Regions from separate parts of the Homo sapiens genome. Here region 1 is linked to region 2. Evidence: read pairs that join two places in POLR2A ChIA-PET (ENCODE). Cell type or tissue: PC-9. All regions are shown on one strand. Links, peaks and the distances in the headings refer to the core of each region. The heading gives the core; the rest is flanking DNA.

What was found. ChIA-PET counts read pairs that join two places held together with the same protein. Peaks named below come from ENCODE experiments on the same cell type or tissue, not always from the same donor. Only the 100,000 strongest peaks of a DNase experiment are listed, where the experiment ranks them.
Region 1: POLR2A ChIA-PET joins it to region 2 with 5 read pairs; 2 of 35 experiments call an interaction of 5 or more read pairs at or near these places.

Annotation. Positions count from the first base shown.
Region 1 is chr3:149,781,594-149,786,978 of GRCh38, forward strand. All of the region lies in intron 2 of ANKUB1 (ankyrin repeat and ubiquitin domain containing 1), which reads right to left. Among named protein-coding and RNA genes, the nearest start is that of ANKUB1, 8.3 kb to the right of the region's middle. In PC-9, for the core only: no CTCF peak of the experiment used is centred there; a DNase peak (open chromatin) is centred at 2,158; H3K27ac peaks cover 1,364 bases.
Region 2 is chr3:149,471,090-149,476,474 of GRCh38, forward strand. TM4SF4 (transmembrane 4 L six family member 4) reads left to right here and starts at 3,608. Exons shown (of 5, transcript NM_004617.4): 1 at 3,608-3,962; 2 at 4,734-4,823. The coding sequence starts at 3,789. In PC-9, for the core only: no CTCF peak of the experiment used is centred there; DNase peaks (open chromatin) are centred at 1,160 and 2,752; H3K4me3 peaks cover 279 bases; H3K27ac peaks cover 2,532 bases.

The DNA of each region.
Region 1 (5,385 bases), core at 53-5,052, 310 kb after region 2:
TTCCTTCCTCTATTTCTTCCATCAGAATCCCTCTCTGGTTCCTCCAGGGCCCCCCCAGTCCTGCAGACTTATAATAAATTAAATGCTCCTCTCCCACATAACACATTGCAGTAATATGGTCAACATGCAGACCTTTTTCAAAAAGCCTTTGAGGAGTGATGTTACTGATGAAATTTAAGGCTGCAGTACTTTGATCTAGGGCCCATTTCAGTGACTGAAGTGATTAGGAACAGTTTCAGTCCCTCTGTGGCTGTGCATGAAGCCAGATCAGCAAGCTGAGCTGCCCACTGAGCCTAAAGTGCTTAGAACAATTTTTCATGATAGTTTCTCATAAACACATGCAATACAAATTTAAAGGACATAGGATTGACTCTTTCACTTTTGCCACGCCGTGCTTTCCTATGGTTCCATAAGGGAAGTATCTGTTCAAGCTAATGTAGATAATATTTACGGGCAGGCAGAAATTCCTATGAAAACTGAATAAAAAGATAGTGGGAAAGAGAGAAAAATTATATTTTATGTAATAGCTCTTTTTTATTTCTTTAAAAATTCCTAATTTATATTTAGAATTAAATGCAAATAACAAATTAAATGCAAACAAATGACAAAATAAATCCAAATAGAATAACATGCAAACAAAATAACAGAGTCCCAAGTCACTCTTTAAAAAAAAAATTTTTTTTTAGAGTCTAGGGCTCACTATGTTGCCCAGGCTGGTCTTGAACTTCTGGGCTCAAGCAGTCTCCCACCTCCTGAGTAGCTGGGGAAAGAATTCTCCTCCATTCCCAGCTCTCAAGTCACTCTTAAGTTAACTAGGTGTGTGAGGTTAGATAAGTTAAAAAGAAGCTTCTCAGAATATGAATAATCGTATACTTATATCTATAAAGATAAGCATGTATAACTTAGTATACATATAACTGACTCTGGAACAAGTAATAAGGGAGAACTGCAAAATATCTGGCAATTTTTTTGAGATAGGGTCTCACTCTGTTGCCCAGGCTGAAGTACAGTGGCACTATCAGAGCTCACAGTAACCTCAAACTCCTAGACTCAAGCAATCCTCCCACCTCAGCCTCCCAAGTACAGGCACTCACCACCAAACCCAGCTACATTTTAAATTCTTATTTGTAGAGACAGGGCCTAGCTATGTTGTCCAGGCTGGTCTGGACCCCCTGGCCTCAAGCAATCCATCCACCTCAGCCTCCCAAAGTATTGGGATTACAGGAGTGAGCTTCTGTGCCCAGCTGATCTGACAATCTTTAGATGAAAATAAAAAGTGCAAGGAAGAAAATATTACTAATTATTAATGAAGCCAGGTTCTTAAGTCTCAAGAAAATTAACACCTACTGAGTCTGTTCATTTTTTTTTTAAGCGCTCAGGAACTTTTTATCACATAAATAAATAATAAATGTTGAATGACATCCCAGGCCTTTTTAATCAATAATGTATCTGGATAATAGTTCTCATTGCACTTTTTAACTCTACATACTCACCTTTGTATAAACCTTGTTTTTATGGGAAAACCCATTTTGAGTTCTAGTGAGGCACATTAGTTGTCGATATTTTCTAATTTGGTTGTATGACGAGGGAGTAGGTAGATGCCAATTAATAGCAACTTGCTAATCCACCTTATCCACATAAGAGAAGGCATCTCTACCTCTCTGTCTATATGATACTCCTCCCCAAGTATTCTGAATCACAGAAGGCTGGTCAGTCACAACCAACGAAGTCAGACGCTATTAAATAATAATACCACACACAAATCATTGTTGGACATGTACAAAATTAGACTTTTTCCTTTATAAACAAACTGAGATGCAAACAAACCAACCCAAGAGATATACACAAAGTATCTTACTTTTCAATAAAAACAAATACGTTCTATCTCATGAGAATAATTCCATGCTTACCTTCAAAAAACAAATGCAAACTTACTGTAAATTCATACATGTACTTTAACAATAAGAAAGGAAAAGCTAAACAGAACTGACTGAAAGAAAACAAGTTAATGAAAGTTTTGAATGTACTGCTGTATTTTTTCTCAAGTTCTGCTTTTTTATATTTTGCTGTTTTGGAGTTACAGCACTAAGTAAGCAGAAGCTTGCTGAACTATTCCAGAGTGAACAAAAGGGGAAGTAATATTTGTTTTTGTTGAACCAAATGAATTCCAGTGAGATGTCTCCATAAACTTCTCCTCTTGTGTGGTAGTCATTCTGGAGAGATTATCCATGGAGTCTTGGACACTGAATTGGAACACCTTTCTTCACCAGATTCTTTTCATACCTTTTGTTATGACTCATCTTAGAAAAGAGGGCCATTTTTAAGAAACATGCTTTCATGTGTAAATTTTAAAGAAACATGTTTATACATGTTTTTGTGTATAAAAATGCATAAATGTAAAACCACATATATTGGATTTTGGTGTTTATACATTAACAGTACCTCTCGAAAGCTAAAATGTTTATCATTTTGAATCAAATTTAGACTTGTCAAGATAGTACAAACTTCTCTAACTTATCTGATAAACATCTACTCAATGGTACTACAGTTAACTCAATCTCTCAGCATAAAACAACTTTTCACAACATTCCAGGGATGTCAGGAGGGATTAACTATGTTTTGACCCCAGCACTTGGTTGGTACAAGTCTGGTTATAGAAGGAGGCAGGGAAACCAGAAGGAGTCCTAGGGAGGCTGAGCCCATTTCACGCTCTGAAAAGCACAACCTGCTGGATAGTTGCCCCCTTTGCAGTAGAGCATGGACATGTGACAGGGTGCTCCCAATCAGACCTACCTATCCACCCCAACTTTGAATTACGAGCCAATAAGGCAGAGAAGCAACAGACACAGGAAAGTCTCTAGGCAATGGCATTTCTGAAGTTGCCGGCCTGGCAGCAGGGCTGGCAGCATGTCCAGTGCCTGTTTTGAGGGCTCAGTGTTGCCTGTAGTGGTGACCTTCCCAGATTAGTTCTGGGGCGTGCTTTAGATGTTGTTTCTGGCTGCATAATCTCTAAGACTGATTCTCCAATCTTCCGAAAACTACTCAATAGCTTTTCAATACTTATTTTCTGCTTAAATTATCTAGACTTTGTTTCTGCTGCTTCCAACTAAGAACCATGATGTTGGTCAGGGGAAAAGCCAAGAATACTGGGGAGTGCTTTGCCCTAAGAGTAGAGAAAAATGGGATATGCCACAGTAAGGGAGAGAATGGATCCCTGAAATGCATCTCAGTACCTTGCTATGAATTGCAGACAATCATATACCATCTTGTTAATTTCCATACTTTACCTCTCAAACCTTTATCAATTCATTTATTTAATACCTATTTATGTACAGCCTACTATATATCTTATCTAGTACTATTCTAAGCACTGGGTGAAAACAGTGGACAAAACTTAAGCAATCGTTTCCATGATAACACAGGTTAAAATGAAGGGGGCAAAAGTGATAGTGCCTCTGCATGTTGTACAAAAACATACACTTTTGCAGTGCCTCATGCTATGGTTTATAGGAACACAGTGAACCGCAACACCATCAGCAATAAATCGTCAGGACTGGCTCCTGTATTAATAGAAATTGGAGGTATATACCATAGAAAATATTGATTATGGCTTCCGTAAGAGTTCTTTTCCAAAGAAGGAAAAGTTAATACAATGTTCTTTATTATTATTATTATTATTTATTACATTTTAAGTTCTAGGGTACATGTGCACAACGTGCAGGTTTGTTACATATGTATACATGTGCCATGTTGGTGTGCTGCACCCATTAACTCGTCATTTACATTAGGTATATCTCCTAATGCTGTCCTTCCCCCTTCCCCCAACCCCACGACAGGCCGCAGTGTGTGATGTTCCCCACCCTGTGTCCAAGTGTTCTCATTGTTCAGTTCCTACCTATGAGTGAGAACATGTGGTGTTTGGTTTTCTATCCTTGCCATAGTTTGCTGAGAATGATGGTTTCCAGCTTCATCCATGTCCCTACAAAGGACATGAACTCATCCTTTTTTATGGCAGCATAGTATTCCATGGTGTATATGTGCCACATTTTCTTAATCCAGTCTATCACTGATGGACATTTGGGTTGGTTCCAAGTCTTTACTGTTGTGAATAGTGCTGCAATAAACATACATGTGCATGTGTCTTTATAGCAGCATGATTGATAATCCTTTGTATATATACCCAGTAAAGAGATGGCTGGGTCAAATGGTATTTCCAGTTCTAGATCCTTGAGGAATCTCCATACTGTCTTCCACAATGATTGAACTAGTTTACAGTCCCACCAACAGTGTAAAAGTGTTCTTATTTCTCCACATCCTCTCCAGCACCTGTTGTTTCCTGACTTTTTAATGATCACCGTTCTAACTGGTGTGAGATGGTATCTCATTGTGGTTTTGATTTGCATTTCTCTGATGGCCAGTGATGATGAGCTTTTATTTATTTATTTATTTATTTATTTTTTGAGACAGAGTCTCGCTTTTTCGCCCAGGCCAGAGTGCAGTGGTGCTATCTCGGCTCACTGCAAGCTCCACCTCCTGAGTTCACACCATTCTCCTGCCTCAGCCTCCCCGGTAGCTGGGACTACAGGCACCCGCCAACGCGCCCGGCTAATTTTTTGTACTTTTAGTAGAAACGGGGTTTCACTGTGTTAGCCAGGATGGTCTCGAGCTCCTGACCTCATGATCTACCCACCTCGACCTCCCAAAGTGCTGGGATTACAGGCGTGAGCCACCGCTCCCAGCCTGATGAGCATTTTTTCATGTGTCTTTTGGCTGCATAAATGTCTTCTTTTGAGAAGCATCTGTTCATGTCCTTTGCCCACTTTTTGATGGGGTTGTTTGATTTTTTCTTGCAAATTTGTTTAAGTTCTTTGTAGATTCTGGATATTAGCCATTTGTCAGATGGGTAGATTGTAAAAATTTTCTCCAATTCTGTAGGTTGCCTCTTCACTCTGATGGTAGTTTCTTTTGCTGTGCAGAAACTCTTTGGTTTAATTAGATCCCATTTATCAATTTTGGCTTTTGTTGCCATTGCTTTTGGTGTTTTAGTCATGAAGTCCTTGCCCATGCCTATGTCCCGAATGGTATTGCCTAGGTTTTCTTCTAGTGTTTTTATGGTTTTAGGTCTAACATTTAAGTCTTTAATCCATCTTGAATTAATTTTTGTATAAGGTGTAAGGAAGTTTCAACTTTCTACTTTGGCTAGCCAGTTTTCCCAGCACCATTTATTAAATAGGGAATGCTTTCCCCATTTCTTGTTTTTGTCAGGTTTGTCAAAGATCAGATGGTTGTCAATGTGTGATATTATTTCTGAGGGCTCTGTCTTGTTCCATTGGTCTATATATCTGTTTTTGTACCAGTACCATGCTGTTTTGGTTACTTTAGCCT
Region 2 (5,385 bases), core at 269-5,268:
ATCTTTATTTTTTGATTGAAGACCTATAGTAAGCAAAACATGTTGCATTATTACCTAACATCTATGCACACATAACAAAAATTTCATAAAATGGCTCTTATTACATGCAATGCCCACTAATATTTTCTATTATTTTTTTCCTCCTTTGGAAAATCACTTTTAACAATCTATTTTCATCATCCAGGTAAGCAAAGATGAAGACCTGAATTTTATTTGAATGCAAATGTGTGGAGACCCCTGTCTTCTTCCTGATATTCTGTGTGAATAGATGAGAATGCTCTGCTTTAAGACAAGCAGAAGAAGCCATGTCTTGTTCTTCTGCTAAGGGGCAGTTACTCATTTAACCTCTGTGTATGGCTTCTCTTGTCTCTTGTCACAAGTAGAAGGTTGTAACATCATTGAGGGCAGAAAGCAAGTCTTAGATTTATTTTATTCACAAGGACAGTATTTGGCACATTGGTGGACATACCATGCATGTAACAATACACTTATCGATTGCACTGAATTGACAGCTCTTCACCCATTTCAGGGTGAATGTCTTCTGCTCCTGTGCTTGTTAGCTGAGGAATTGACTTCCTGCATCACTGGAAGGAACCCCTAGACTTCCTGCTGCTTAGTCCCGTATGGTCAAACCTCACATCCGGTGAGGTCCATGGAGATAGTGCCCATATTCACATTCTTCTCCTTTTCTTCCCCCAAGGATCCCTCCTGTCTTTCTATCCCTTCCAGGGCTACTATTTGCTCTCACTTCTGAAGTCTCCATAGAAGGCTAGTGACAGAATGGGGCTTAGTGTCCTCAGCCACTTCCTTCTTGCTGTTTCTGAAAACAAGGGAGTTAGCCTTTTTGGTTTAAAGCCTTCACTGCTAAACACCCAGAGGAACAGAATAAGCAATAAACTATCAAGTAGGAGTATCACAAAAATGATTCCCAGAATCTCACACAATTTTCCCTTGCCCCCAAAGCAGTCTGTTGGTGACCTCCCTGCTACACTTCCAGAGAGTGAATTTCACCAAGGTTCCCATCCCCCCCACGATTCCCTCTCTCCAGATTAGATATTCTACTTCTTGCCTGGAGGTCTGAAGGCACAATTAATAATTGAACAATTAATGAGTTAGTCACTATCCAAGTGTTTGAAGTCTGAAGTGGTCAGGGCATTCCAGGAAAGTGACTGTTTTTCAGTGTTTCTCTTCCTCTACCCAGGAAATAAGTTACCTCAGGCTTGAAAGAAAACTGAAGTGTGGTCCACAATATTTCTTACTTTCATCTAGTCACTCAGACAGTATACATGGGTAACTCCAGTTGTGCATCTGAAAAATCTAGGACAACAGGGCTAGTGTTGGTCAAATGCCATGATGGTAACTTCTAGAAGCAAACGGTGTAGTCCAGGGAGAAAGGAGAAAGCTGCCCAGTCCCCAGAGAGAAGCTGCCTAGCTCTAAGTAGCATATGCATTTGATTAACCCAATCCACTCACCCCCAGGACTGTTGCCTTTAGAGTTCATATGCTCAAGACTCCCTGTCAGAAGCCAGTGGGTTATAAATAAAGTTCATTTGCACCTGCCTGGAGTGTTGGAAAACAGCTGTCAGCACAGTGATGACAGCCCTTGTTTGCTTCTGGTGGAAACACAGCTGGTTTTCTTTTTCTTCCTTTTGCTTGTCTGTATATCCAATTTTTCTACCAAAAAAAGTCACATTATTTTGTAATAAGGAATAAAATCACAGTTTGTTGTTGTGTTCAGAAGGGTCTCCTACTGTGTGCATATACCTCACACACAGTGTCATTCTATTGTTTATATTTAAAAGATGATGTTTTGTTGTTTGTTTGTTTTCAAAAAGGAAAATCTATGAGAGAGAACATAGCCTGGGTTTTGGCAACACAGAGCTGGAGAGGAGGTAGGCTAATGGGTATGAACATACAGTTAGCCAAAGGGATAACCTCTGTTGTTTGACATTACAGTAAAGTGACCATGGTTAGTGATAATGTATTATAGATTGCAAAGTAGCTAGAAGAGAGGACTTAAATTGTTCCCAGCACATAGAAATGATCAATATTCAGTGATGGATACCCCCAAATACCCTGGCTTAATCACTACATATTCTACACATGTAAAATATCACACGTACCCCATAAATGTGTAAAATAGTATGTATAAATAAAAAATAAAATCTTAGCTCTTCTTCTTATGCTGAGATGAGCTTGCAAAAATCACTTTGAGCAGAAGCATCCCCACTTGTGAAGGGGGCATGACACCTTCTTCACAGAAGGGTGAAGAACATTTAAGGTGCTCATTCGTGCTTGGAGTATTATGCATGGCTCAATAAACATTTGCTGTTTTTCTGCTTTCTTTCTCATCCTGACCCTGAGATTTCTAAGTATCTTTATAAAGCAACCAGTACTCATTTCTTAGAAATTTTAGAAGGAGCCTCAACATTTTTCCAGTCTGACTTTTCTGGAATCCTTCCCACAGCTTCCCTTTCCAAGGGCCTCTGAGCCTTGGCAAAGCCCAGTCCATGGCTTCCTTGTGAGCAGGTGGCCTATTCCACGGTAGGACAGGTCTTACCATGGTAATAATGTCACTTGCTTTTTATTTAGCTAAAATTTGACTCCCTAAAATATTCGACCTATTTTAACCTCTAGATTCTCAATGAAGAACTAGTAAGACTTCCAGTTCCACCTCTTAATCCTTCAGCTGTTATGTAATACCAGTACCAGGCAGGGCCATCGCATAATGTAGAGCTTGGTCCAGGCGTGGCAGAGAACTTCTTAAGTGACACAAAGCAAATGAATGAATCATGCCCCTGGCAGTTGGCAAACTTTCTAATAGGGGTGTGTTTTACTGCCTCCTGCACTCTATAACTGCTCTTCCAACTGTGTCTTCTCCCCAGTCAACTCATCAGGACCTTTTCTCTCCCTCTCTACCAATGCTGACCTTCCTTTCCCCTTAGCCTTAGTGGATGATGGTTTCTTTATTCCTATATGGAAGACATAGCTGAGAAAGTTGATTAGGAAAACTGTTTTTGCTAATTCCATCACATCGTGTAGGGAAAAGATAGAACTTAATTACTTAATTGCGTAACAAGTAGAGAAACACAGCAATCAGACAATAAAATGAACAGTAGCTTTTTGCCTTAAACAATTCTTTTAAGTCTGAGCTCAATGATACACAACTAGACCATCAAATTATTTTGATATTGAGGAAAACAGAAGCTCTTTTGGATAACCCTGAATTCCAGGCTTTCAGTGGAAAAGACAAAGACACGCACTGTACACCATTAAGTACTTGGGAGACATGATTTTAACCAGGATGTAACTCAATTATATTAGTGATTTATAAAGAGTCTGGAGAAAATATTTCTTTATTTGGGCATGGGCACTGTCAGATTAAAGGTGCAGTGGTTCTAAATGCTGTTTGTTCCAGCCCTGTCTTCGATTGCAACAATGTGAGTGTCTTGTCTGTGCTGGTGGATTATTAACAGAGGTTATTGGTCTCCATGGCAAAACGATTGAATGATTGCTCTGAACGTAATCTCATTTATGGGGGTGCAAAAAACAAAGCACTTCAGGTCAGGGAGAATGTATAAATGTCCATTGCCATCGAGGTTCTGCTATTTTTGAGAAGCTGAAGCAACTCCAAGGACACAGTTCACAGAAATTTGGTTCTCAGCCCCAAAATACTGATTGAATTGGAGACAATTACAAGGACTCTCTGGCCAAAAACCCTTGAAGAGGCCCCGTGAAGGAGGCAGTGAGGAGCTTTTGATTGCTGACCTGTGTCGTACCACCCCAGAATGTGCACTGGGGGCTGTGCCAGATGCCTGGGGGGGACCCTCATTCCCCTTGCTTTTTTTGGCTTCCTGGCTAACATCCTGTTATTTTTTCCTGGAGGAAAAGTGATAGATGACAACGACCACCTTTCCCAAGAGATCTGGTTTTTCGGAGGAATATTAGGAAGCGGTGTCTTGGTGAGTAGGGAAGCTTAAAATCCCCCTAAGGGAGATTTTCCCTTCCCCACAATCCTTTTTAAATCAGGTACTTATTGAACAGGGAGATATTTAGTTGGTAATAGAAGCTCAAGCATTGCATGGTGAGAGGTCAATGCCTTAATTTTTTTCTCGTTTCTGTTAGGATCTGACAAGGACACGTCAGCTAAATTTACTAAGTAATTAATCTCTAAGCTTGGGCTGACAGTTCTCATGGGTCATTTGAGTCCCATGAACCGAAGTGAAGGTCGCATAGTTTCTTGATTCCAACAAGATAGTGCCCAAAACAATAACAACAACAAACCCACGATGCAAACCCACTAGAAAAGCAAATTGACTTAAAACCACCATGAGAAGCTGTTGTCAGTGTGGTCGTCTTCCACTTAGGACCTAATGATTTCTTTACCTCTGGTTTCCAATAGAATTGGGAACCTCCGTTTGAGAGAGTGAAAGGGAGAGAGACTCACTCTTCATGACAATTGAGGAAAAGTTTGTTATTCTTTTTTCTAACACACCATCTAAATGGAAACTCAGATTTTGAAATCTTGCCTCATTGAAGCTGGTTAGTCAGCCCAAATGGAATCTAAGTACTCCATAACACTCCATTACCCCTCCAGCCATGCTCTGTTACTTTGCCATTCCCTTTGGGCCTCCAAATCCCTCATTGTGGATGGGGCTCCTTATACAGTCAGGCAGGCTCGGGCCCTCCCTTCAACTCCTGGACTCTCTCTGAGGTGCCTCTTCTCCTGGTAGATGATCTTCCCTGCGCTGGTGTTCTTGGGCCTGAAGAACAATGACTGCTGTGGGTGCTGCGGCAACGAGGGCTGTGGGAAGCGATTTGCGGTGAGTTACCATGGGGGGCAGCTACTAGAATTACTCCAGGGTGCTCTGTGCTTTTGTGCTGGGCAGCATGGGGATGGAGACAAGTTATCAGCTCCAGCCAGGACTCTGGGAGCAGCTGGTGAAGGGATAAAACTGTGATTTTTCCTGCCAGTGTGAAATAATAATAATTTTCCAAAATACCATAGCCCTCATACTTATAGGGTATGAATATTGTATTAGATTTTACAAACCGACAGGGATGTCAGAACTGGAGATTCAGAGGGGTCCCATATACAGAATGCAAGCCTGGAAGGCAGAGATGAAGCTGCAGCATTCCTCTGCCACTGAGAGGCCATAAGAACTTGGACAAGTCATTTCCCTTTTCTGGCCCTGAATTGCCTCATCTGCAAAGGGGACTTGGGACAGGACAAAAGATGGTATCCTCCCCTCCCCAGTAGGCTTCTAGGTTCCTCACTCACACCACTTCCATGTTCTCTATTTCTGAGGCCCAGCGCCTCTGGCTTCCACCAGGCTCTGCTTCAGGACTTCTGTTTCCTCTCTTGTTTCATGCGGCCATCGATCT